Linked DNA regions of Homo sapiens: region 2 is linked to region 1. A link is a contact called in ENCODE Hi-C or POLR2A ChIA-PET data. All regions are on one chromosome and are shown on one strand. The core of a region is the stretch at or near the end of the contact, and the rest is flanking DNA. Distances in the headings are between cores, read along the strand shown.

The links. Hi-C counts contacts between places; a loop is a spot of excess contacts on that map. ChIA-PET counts read pairs that join two places held with the same protein, here RNA polymerase II (POLR2A).
Region 2: a map of PC-9 shows a loop between it and region 1 (9-fold over the local background). The contact joins two enhancer-like sites. A Hi-C loop is called at or near these places in 1 of 168 maps with a recorded cell type or tissue (PC-9). POLR2A ChIA-PET finds 5 or more read pairs at or near these places in 1 of 52 experiments (WTC11).

The regions. Positions count from the first base shown.
Region 1 is chr5:124,886,583-124,892,235 of GRCh38, reverse strand. No RefSeq gene overlaps it. Among named protein-coding and RNA genes, the nearest start is that of ZNF608, 140 kb to the right of the region's middle. Within about 2 kb of position 3,900, at least 6 of the 41 ENCODE cell types and tissues checked have a DNase peak (open chromatin) inside an H3K27ac peak, as active enhancers do.
Region 2 is chr5:125,196,668-125,202,421 of GRCh38, reverse strand. The region is part of intron 4 of LOC101927421 (a long non-coding RNA gene); the gene reads right to left. Among named protein-coding and RNA genes, the nearest start is that of LINC02240, 290 kb to the left of the region's middle. Within about 2 kb of position 1,606, at least 2 of the 41 ENCODE cell types and tissues checked have a DNase peak (open chromatin) inside an H3K27ac peak, as active enhancers do.

The DNA of each region.
Region 1 (5,653 bases), core at 2,651-5,150:
ATACAGAAACCCTAAATGTGTTCAAGTTTTCAGTGGAAAGGATTGTAATGATTCTAAATGAACACTTGCCAGTTATGGATTTATTACCTGTCAACTTCAAATTCAACCTTTGTGCCTTGCTTCTTGAATATGGATCTGGGGCCTTTAAATATTTCCCCTTTGCCAGTAGACATGATGTTAAGCTTTGTCTAGGGACAGCACTAGAGAGACGCTGCAGGAGGAAAGGGGTTTTGCGTCTCGGTTCAGGTGTTCTTGCTTCTCATGTTCCCTTAGCATGGGCATTTTCTCCAGCAGTTGACAACTGGGGCATGGGTGGCTTCTTCAGCACTAAACTTCTGAAGCACTCACAGATGCTCCGGTACATGGTCCCCACAATGTCTTCATGCACCCACCTCAGGAAATTTTGGACTGGAGTGCTTCCAGTGAGACATCGTCCTGTGAACAGCCTTCCCTGGCATCCTAGAGGGTGTGGATTCCTAGCAAGTTCCACTAGTGACTTTTCCTTTTCTGCCATCAATAAGATCGAGATCTCAGCCCTGGGGACTCTTCTTTGATTTCTTTATCTCAGCCAGCCATAAGGGCAGTGACTAGTATACATGATATAATATAATATAAATATGCTATTCTTTCTTTAGAGTTGTTTTTACTTCTAATCAATATCTTGTTAGTCGTATTCCTTTTATAATTAATAACTCTTTATATTAAACTGTCCCTGTTCAAATTGCTATGTGGCTCCTCTCTCTTGCCAGGACCCTGACTAATACAGTACTGAATAATCTCAAGGTTTTACAATCTCTCTTAAGGTATTGCAATACGCTGTCAGTTAGATTGTCGTAAAAGTAAGAATCATATAGTAACATCATTTTTCACTTCAAGGGCAATAAAAAACTGCCCTACCCTAAACTTGTAATCCTGGAGAATGTTAACATAGGACCACAGGTTCTTTGACTGGCTTATTTTTATTTTCCATACTCTGCAACACAATCCCTGGCGAACCATCTTCACAGTGTTTACAAAGTTGATGCTCCAAAAACACTAATATAAGACCCCACTCCTGATGGTTCATATTTCACCTCCTATCCATGTGCCTGTACATCAGACCTCCCACACTCCCACCTCCCACCAGGAAAGCTTTTTATCTTGACCATACTAGAGAGAATTATTTTCTCTTCAATTCTGATTTGTGCCCCCATCCTTTGTCAATCATGAGTCCTTGCTTCATATTCCAGAACCATAAAATTATATATATACACACATATATAATTATATATATACATTTATACATACAAATACATATATAATTCAATATATACATTTATACATAAAAATATATATATACATTTTTATATATGAATCTTTCATTTTCTCTTCTTTCTTGATGATTTCATAGTGGTCATCTGTTCCTAGTAATATTTCTTACACCTGCCTACATTTAAAAATGCCCTAAGGAGCTAGAGCTGCTAGCTTTATTTCCCTCTTACTCAGAGGTTTACAGTTGCAGGTTGCTTTCTACAAATCCATTATCTGAATCTAAATCAGTCTGGTGGTAGTTTACTGATACTAGCATAAGGTTGACCTGAAAGTGCTATGTCTCATTGCCAAATACCACAAGTTTCTTTTTTTCTTTTTCTTTCTTTTCTTTTCTTTCTTTCTTTTTTTCTTTTTCTTTCTTTTCTTTTCTTTCTTTCTTTTTTTCTTTTTCCTTTTTTTTTTTTTTTTGAGACAGAGTTTCACTCTTGTTGCTCAGGCTGGAGTGCAATGGCGCGCTCTCGGCTCACCACAACCTCCGCCTCCCAGGTTCAAGCAATATTCTCCTGCCTCAGCCTCCTGAGTAGCTGGGATTACAGGCATGCGCCACCACACCCGGCTAATTTTGTATTTTTAGTAGAGACGGGATTTCTCCATGTTGGTCAGGCTGGTCTTGAACTCCCAACCTCAGATGATCCGCCTGCTCGGCCTCCCAAAGTGCTGGGATTACAGGCGTGAGCCACTGCGCCCGGCCCACAAGTTTCATTTCTACTACATTTAGAATGGTTTTAACATGGAAAGTCTTAGAAAATGTACATTCAAATGATGTCAGTCCATACCTCACTTGGTCAAGCTCCTGTTTACAACATATCAAGTACTGGATGCGTTTAATACTGACTGTATCAGTACTTTCCATCTTTCAGTATAAATTTATTCCACTGAGTCCAGGAAAAACGATATAAATTTTCATTAAAGAAAACACCATATTATGACAGCAGTAAATGAATCATCTGCAATCTCTTTTAAAAGGTTTGATTTATTTCCTGCACTTGGGAGGCACTACGTTGTAAAAATATTTTCACTAACAAGTATGAAATATTGCAATATATATTTTTATACATACTGTATTTGGCTATGTAATACATTTCATTTTTGTATCTGCACACACGTGCATATCGATGGTGGGCCCTCCAGATAATTTCTTGGTTACATTTACTTTTTTTCATGAAAAAAAGGAAAACAAGTTGGCCAAGCAGCCTAGGCAAGCATCAAATTCATCATAGCTGAAGATAATATTTTCCTGAAGTGATTCATTCTCACATCTTCCTGCAGGAGTTTTCTCCACCCAGTGACATAGTGAAATGTCACTGAAGTGAAGGCTATTTTGCTTAGCCTTGACCAAACATAGAAGCTGACTGTGGATATGCAGTTATTTTTCCTCTTGGAAGACATGTTTTTTTATGCATGTGTAAGTAGAGTTAAGCTGAATCTAGAGAGCTGCTGCATGATAAGAGCTTGGTTTGAAAACATGTTGTGCAGCTGAATGACTTGAATAACAAAATCCCCGGCAGAGTGTTTCTGAGCTAACTGCATTTGCACTCTGCAAGGAGATCAATGCTTCCCCTCATTGATTTTCCTCAGTTGCAGAGCCAGGATTATGCACATTGTGAAGCTGTATTCCCAGATTCATCCCATCTGATTTTCTAGTCAGCACTAAAAAGGCATAGAGCTCAACTGTAAACTGAAGGTTATAAAAGTATAACTGTATCAAATTTGTACTTTCACTAAGGCTGCATGTTAAACAGAAGCACAATAATGTATTCCTAGTGCGATGGAAGGGCTGCATGGGACAAGACAGATTCTGTTTGTGCGCAGCTTCTAAATAAATGGCAGAGATGCCAAAGATAAATCTGAGATGCCTTGCATACGTTTGTGTAACTCCCAAGATATTTTCAAATGTGCTAGGGCTTCCTTTCTGGCGGACTTGAAATGCAAAGTAAGCATGTAAAGAAACGATTTCCTTCCTAAATTCAGGAATTGACTGTCATCTTTCTGAATTTGAAATTGCCCTAGAATTTATCACTGGAGAAGGTTAGTGGTTGGAAGGCTGTAAAAATCAAGGATCTAAAAAAAACATCAAGGATCCATTTCACTGTAAACAACTGGCAGCACTAAAAGTTGGTGAGTTTACTCTGCAGTTAACACAAAGTCTTGTCTTCCATAAAGTTGTGGAACATGTTATAATTCAGCTTAGCACTAACAGCCAATAGCAAAATGAAAGCACCCCCCAAAAAAGGTGACTTCAGCTCTTCCAAAATTTTCACCTTTATTATTTTTATATATCAAATAAGTATGCTGCTGTTAGTGAAGGATAAGAGGGGAAAGCTGACTCCTATATTAAATTTTCTCTTCCTCATTGCACTTTGAGGATAGAGAAGGTGTCACATTACAATGAGGATTTCAAATTTGCTTTTGAGAAAATTGTGTAAAATAAGCCATTTCCTACTAAGACTAGATAAATGATTACACAGCTGCTTGCCTTTCAAAGAGAATTTGCTCAGAATCTGGGCTTGCCACGGTGCTCACTTCATTATTAAAGAGTGCTGTCATATCTCACTCCCTGTGTCTGCTGGGGGCCGGGGCGCTCTCCCACACACCCACCCCTAGAGGCTGCTTTCGCTATAGAAACAAAGTCTGGAGACCAATGAAAGACAGACGTTTGGGCAGATCCATATCCAGGGTTAAGAATTTCCACTTCCTAGGCTTAACGTGTAAATTGAGCTGGTAGATCTACCCTAGTAGCTAAGAAATATAAACATGTTTCTAAGTTACCTAATCAGTGGACATTTTCCTGGTAAAAGATTAACCAAGCTGTGATCAGTTTCTCAGCAACTGAAGGTAAAAAGCAGATTCTGTATTCTAAATGTCAACACTTACCCCAAAGATTTTCTTCTTTCTTTAAATCATTCACATAGATTTTTTTTAAATCAAATGAATATTATTTCCCACTGTAAACTTAAATGAGACCAACCCACCCTTATAACCAACAAACATACCTTGGTCTGCTTTTATTTTTCTAGTCTGCCGTAAGCAAAATCGGCATTTATTTGCAGGCATTGGCAACTAAATGCATTTTTCCAGTTATTATTGTCATTCTTATCTACAAATGTCAGTGATATTTTCAATTAACTGTGATGTAGCATGAATTACACTAATATTTAAGTGATGGTCTTCTAAAGAGCATTAATTTTTTAATAAAAGTAACATATCTCTCTCATCCAGTAATTTTGAAATACTTGAAACTCAAGTTGGAATTGATTTTCTTGACTGTAAAGGAATGTTCCTAACCAGAGTACTTTCCTCTTGGAGTGTTCTCTTTAATGAAGTCTTACTTCTGAGAAAGTTGAGTTTTTATGAGTTGGTGCCCTTGCTTCAGTGATAGTAGTCTAAATAAATATTGTGAAGAAATTTGATAATGGGTAAGTAGCAGGAGACACCATTGTTTAACCTCCAAACTATGCTAGTAAGTAGGGTGATAGACTTGCCATGCTGAATAATGGAGCTGTTATTCTAGCCCAGTAGGATTGTTTCCAAAGGCCTGCAACAAGGATCTGCCAGGCCCTGGCTGTGTGTTGCCCTTGAGTGTGCTCGTAGTCTCCAGTATCAAGTAACGGCACATTTATCAAAGGAAATCACAATTTGGAAGAAAACCACATTTTCTACTCTTTCAAATAAGAAACATCCCTGTATGCTACTTTCATTTTTACTTGTTTTACCTAGGTGGAACAGAAGACTAATCTGGAAAAATAATTGTTAATAAAAAAACTACAACATTGAGAGAATTTCATTCCCTTGAAATATATACTTTTAAGGGGCCATTTTAATACTGCATGAAAAAAAGTATATTTTCTTTATAAACCCTGAACATGCTAATATATTATTATACACAGCATAAAGTTAAGGGTGTTTGAACAGTGAAAATAGAAAGCATTCATAGCTATTCAACCCTGAATACTTAGGACATTTCATTTCTTTTTACAGCAACCATATTCTGTCAATAAAAGATCAAATGCTTTTGGTTACTGGACTGAAAAAAATCAAATCCTCCAAACTTTTAGCACTTGACGTTCCCGGAGTATTTGCTCTCAGCTATAGCTCATTAAATGAGCTGATCCACCACTGAGTCTATAAATTGAAACAAAAGCAAAGAGCTCTTTTTTTTTTCTTTTTTCAAAGTAGATGGCACCAAACTGAAATGCACTTAAGTCTGGGCTTTTTATAAGTTCTTCTTACACATAGTGGGTATTCTGCAGAATAAATACATGTCATTAATCCAGCCATTTTTCAATACCAATCTGGTTGGGACGTCTCTGGGTTGGAGTGGTGGAACCATGATTATTAACTG
Region 2 (5,754 bases), core at 357-2,856, 310 kb before region 1:
CGTGCCCAGCTAAAAACTGAGATTTCTTTTCCCATATGAAAAGGAGAAAGAGATGTTAAGGGACTATTACCAGGCCTGCTATATACTCTCACATATTCCTTTGACTGAAATAATCATTCATTTATATATTCATTCAACATTAATTCACCTAAAAATGTTATTGAGAGCCTATTTTATGTCAGGCTGTATACTAGGGACTGAGGAGAGGAAGATGATTAAGAGTTAGGTCTTACAGAATAACATAGGGGGAGGAAGAAAGATCACAGATAATTACAGTACGGTGTCACAAGTACTGGAATAGACTGTCCAAAGAGAAGAGGCCATGAATAACTAACAGGAGGTGCTGATAAAGCTACACAGAAGAGGTAAGGTGAAACGTGAATTTGGTTTTATAAGGATGCAAAGGATGCAGTAGGAGACAAAGAAGGGGAATATACTTCCAAGTTACACCTTCTACGGGAAATGTGATTCTGAAATAATATTTAGGATTTCTGCAGCTTTGTTATAGTTATTAGTCAGACTTGGTAAATAAAGCATGGCCCAGCTGATTGTTTGGTTAAATCATTTCATGATCAGTGTGGGTCCTCACACAACTATTTTGGCGACAGTCATCAGAGCTGTTGCTAAAGAGATGCTGAAATGAATGGATTGGCCATGTTGCAGCTCAGTTCACCAGCAGATATAGATTCAGAGGCAAAGAAATATACTAGCTGACAGCAGAATCAGGCTTTGCCTTTATAGACCATCCCTCTAGTCTCATACCCATCCAAATGACAAATCCCCCATCTGCTCTCAACCTGCCTCCTGAGCCAGTCATATTGCATCAGAGGCCCTATAAGCCAGCAGCTTCCCAAATTGCCCTGGCATTACAGGGGGATGTCTTGCTCTGTGACACCCCATCTAACTTTGGGAGAAAATTCCCATATTTAGTAATGCCTTGCCCATCTTTTCCCAGCAGTTTTGTTTTTTTTTTTTTTAAAGAGTGAGATCTTTAGGAATCATGTTGAGCTTTGAAAAACAAAAGAATTCCTCAACTTGAAAAATAGAGATAAATTCAGATTTTTCAGACTCCTAAGATTCAATCTTCGGAAGCCACAGCCATACCCCCACTGTGGGGATGGCGGTCACTGTCACAATGGTGAGCCTCCTGTTCAGCTATTTTGTCCTGAAACAAAAAAAAAGAGCTCTGTGATAAATCACATCTGCAAGATGTGTTTCATATGTCAAGCACACATAGCTTCTAAATCAAATGCTGATACATGACTTATTCCGTCAAAAGTAAGCAGAATGCTGTAATTTATAATCATCTTGAAGCACACTGCGGAGAAAATGAAAGCAGACCATTAAATTTTAATGCCTGTTCAGCTCTCTGAAAAAGAGTGTTTCTGGCCACTCTGGAAGCAGGGTAGTGTTTCTCACACCATTGTGCACAACCCCAAAAACAGTCTGTGTTTGCCAACATTTGTGGAAACTAATTGAAAAAATGATTTAGCTGTTAAAAGCAGCCATCAGTCAGGAAGTTCTCACGAGCACAGAGGTGCCTGAAGAGGAGCCAGTCCCGTCCAACGCCCCAGTCCCCCTTAGCTTTTTAACAATCGTCTGTTGTTGTGCAAGCCAGCTCCCCGCAGCAGGGCTGCGAGCGAATATTCATTGGGGTGTCATCTCTGCTTAGACTCTCGTCCTGCACACCTATTCATCTGGGTTAAGTGAACAGCAGCATCAGCTCAAATTAAGCTGGCTTGAAAACAGCCACTGTTAATAATTTCTGCTGTGATTCAACTTAGCTTTGGCTAACAGGTGAAGATGTTTCAAAACGGAGGCAATTACAGCTCTGAGAGTGCTTTCCCGCTGCCTGTGTAATCAGAGGAATGGAACACTAGCTCCTCGCGTGCGTGGGGAAGGGCCAGCACAGCCACCATTGGGCTGCATTCGTTATCTGCTAGATTGAACAAGCTGCCTGCCGGGGACAGATGCTTAGCGCAGTGATTAGAATATAAAGCAGTTGCAAAGGCTGAGGGGATTGGAGTCAGCATCCTTTATCTCAACTTACTACAGGCTTTTCTGGTCAGATAACAAGTCTTCCAAACCGTTCTTTATAGACGAGAAATCATATGTATATCAATGCATGAAGACTCATGCATATTCATTAGCCTGTACCCTGTGTGAATTTTCCATTTAGATGGAGAACTGTAAAAAAAAAAAAAAAAAAAAAAAAAAAGAAGGGGAGGTCTTCAATTCTATGTAAGTTTAGTTCCTTTTATAGCCAAATTTTTATGACAAGGAATAAATGGAGGGAGTAAGTGTTAAATATGTACAATAAAAATGCTTGCCAAATTTACTTCATTATTTTCTGAGATTGAAAAGCCCAATAGTTTTACAAATTTCCAAACAGCTTTCATATTTAAGTTTAAAAAAGAGGAAGATAAGTGAAAACTTTGTATAACCCTAGATTTTCACTTACTCTGTAAGGAAAGAAAACTGAAATTATGTGTGGGTTTTGTTACTTTTTAAATTACAGAGATAGCATATTTCCATCTAGAGGGAAATCTATCATTCTAGCACAAAAGTAATTTTTCACGTCAACTGTGCATAACATCAAATTATAGCAAAAACATAGCTGTATACTTCCTAATTGTGGGAATTTTCATACGGTTTATTTCCAGCCAAACATTTTTCCTCTTCTACTAAAAGAAAATCAAGCAGGCTAAATTGAATTTTTATACATTACAATTTCCTGAAATGTAGTTGTTAATGCCTTCTGATGTGCCTGAAGGCATGAATCTTAAACTACCTTTCTCCCCCCAACCAAAGAACTAGGGAAATGAAAAAGACCCTTTCTGCTACTGGTATTAAATTTCCATCGTATACATTAATCTGCTTTCAGAGTATTCTCCTTCAGTGTATTTTCCATTAAGGGCCTATAATAAAGTCCTTGGTATCTTATGTTTAAAGAGCAATTGATTATAGAGCTGTGTATCCCCAAACTATGCATATTTTCTACAAACCACAGAAAAGCAGGGAGGGGTAGCTGGGATGAAGTAGAGGGGGAGGAGAAGATGGAGGAGGGGTTAGCCACATGCTCACTTTTATTTAACAAATCTGTTAAGAGCTTGGAAATAGTTCTCATTTTATAACACCAAGGTTATACTAAGCAATTTATTTCCAGCTAGGTTTTTTAAATAGAGATTAAATAGAGATTGTACTTCTCATCAATTATTTAATAGGCTTTGAGGTTGTGTGTGTGTAAACGTGTGTGCTTAAGAAGTTTTGGGGATACAGGAGTAAATGAGAAAAAAAAAAGGACAATAGAGTTTATAATTGCTAAACATATGATCCAAAGCTGTGTTTGAAATACCTGCTTAACAAGATAGCAAATGACTTGTCTCTTTTAAAAGGTATTTCTTTCTTTCTTTCTTCATTCTTTAGAACCATTCATCTAGACTATCTTGGAATATTCTCAGCAAGAATCCACTGCCTACTGTATCTTCCCCTGACAATTACTGTTGCTCCTTACCCTTGAAGCTTTGAAAGCCTGTGTAACATTAGCCTATCTAGCCCAGTGAAAATGTCTTTACAGATTAGTGTAATGTTAATACTGCTGGCTCCCCGCTTTTGACCTGAAGTGGAATATATTGCACTGCTGGAGCAGATGGAATCAGTTTCACTGGGCTACAGAGATTGGTTGGCTGCCTGCCAAAAGTTCAGTGCTAGTGGCAGTGGAAGCTCCAGCTCAGAATAGCAGGCTTGAATCTATTCTCTGCTCTTGGAGAGAAAACAAAAGTGTCACATAAGTTTGTGTAGAATCAAAATACGTTGGTTAAGATTGTTCATCTGCAGATGTTGACCCAGCATTTGAAAAGTAATTGAATCTTTTGGTGTAAAATGGAGACATCTTTATTCACTTTTGCTGAAAGACATGAGACAAAAGCCAGAGCAAAGAATAAAAAAAGAAATTATCTGAACTCCATTTAACCTTCCAGTTGAATGCCTATCTCACCATAAGAATACAAATGTGTACTTGTAGAGTGTTTAAAGCCTGTCTCCTATTTTATGACTGCAAATAGATCTTAGTCTAAAATAATAGATCAAATTCATAAATGGGGGAAAAAAGATAAGCTTGTATAGCCGAAGTGAAATAATTATCCAAATAGTTCCAAACCAGAATCTAAAACTGGGGATGTGGGGCGGGGAGATCTATTTCCTAAGTTATCCATACTAGCTTTATTATTGACTGCATCATTCAGATAAATGTTCAAAATCCTTGCTGGATTTGTATGAACAGAAAAAGCATACAAATATTTGAAATCATATCTTCCAAAATAGATTTGCCTGTTGATAGCTGTCCTTTCACCTGGAACACTGGGAACACTGATTAAAACCATTAATAACAGCAGCTGAAAACTATGGTTGTCAGATTTAGCAAAATAAATAAATAAATTATGATGTGTGGGGGACTAGGGGGCTCCAATTTGAATTTCAGATAAACAACTCATGATATTTTAGTATAAGAATGTCTCAAATATTGCATGGAATATGGAGCATGCACAATTTGGAATATACTTATACTAAAATATTATTCATTTTTCATTTGAAAGTTGACTTAATTGGGAATCCTGCATTCTACCCGGCAACACTGAAAGATGTACTCTTTATTTTCTTACTTCCTGAATGTACTAAGACATCCTTTCCTTCACACACACACATGCACACACACACCCTAACTTTCAATTAACACAGAGGGGTTTTTTGTATTTATTCATCAGGTTATCTCTAAGTTTATTTTAATCATATTTTCCTCTCAAGTACTGCCTTTCCACAGCAGTAAAACATATGCTGTTTGCTGCCTAAGTAGATGGGTAATGTAAGCTGTGATGTGGAGAGAATTCTTCTCTTATCCGTTCTCTCTGAGGGTGTAGTTACAGAAACATATATATGTGCTTTTATCTGTGATAAGAGCTACCATCTGCTAGCTGCAATGTGCACAGCTTACCGTCTGAAGTGCTTATACATATTATGAAAACACACAGCTTTTGTGTATGTTGAGAATACATATAGACTCTGTTCTAATAAACCAGAATATTAGCTTTTGAATATGTCAGATCGATGCAAAATATAACCATAATTATGGACAAGAACGATTAGAGCTGGCACGTTGCCATGTGTGTATTTATGCCAGTAGCATCTTTGAGATCTTTTAATATTGCATTATTTGCAACCTCTTCCTATGAGATAGTTATTTTAGAAAAATGGACCCTTTTCAATGAGGAAAGGCTTTTGCTTCATTCAAGGAGCAAAGTTTCATGCCAGGGATACCAAATCCCTGGGATATGGGCTCCATATACGTGAGCAACGGGAGAGACTGAGACCGCGCGACAGAACATATAAATCTGAGTTACTTTGACCTTTAATCCAGGAGAGCACGAAGAGAAATGCACTAGGAAGGTTGGTTTGTAGCTGTCTGGAGACTGATAAGCTGTAATAAAGGTGCACTCAGTTGCAATTCATCTAAAGCTTCCATTGCTATCATCCTCCTTTTTCGATTTTTGTTACCTCGAGTACTTATCTAAATCCCTTTCAATGCCAGCTTGAATGCACTTTGTGTTCTCTCCAACTGTGACTAGGGCTGTCTGTGTGCGTCCGTGTGCTACAGCACACTCTCTTTCCCCTTGTTTGACAAGAACCAATGCCAACACCTAATTAAGGATAAGCCACAGAGCTCTCGGCTTTATCTTTGTCAACTGCTCCATTCCTAGC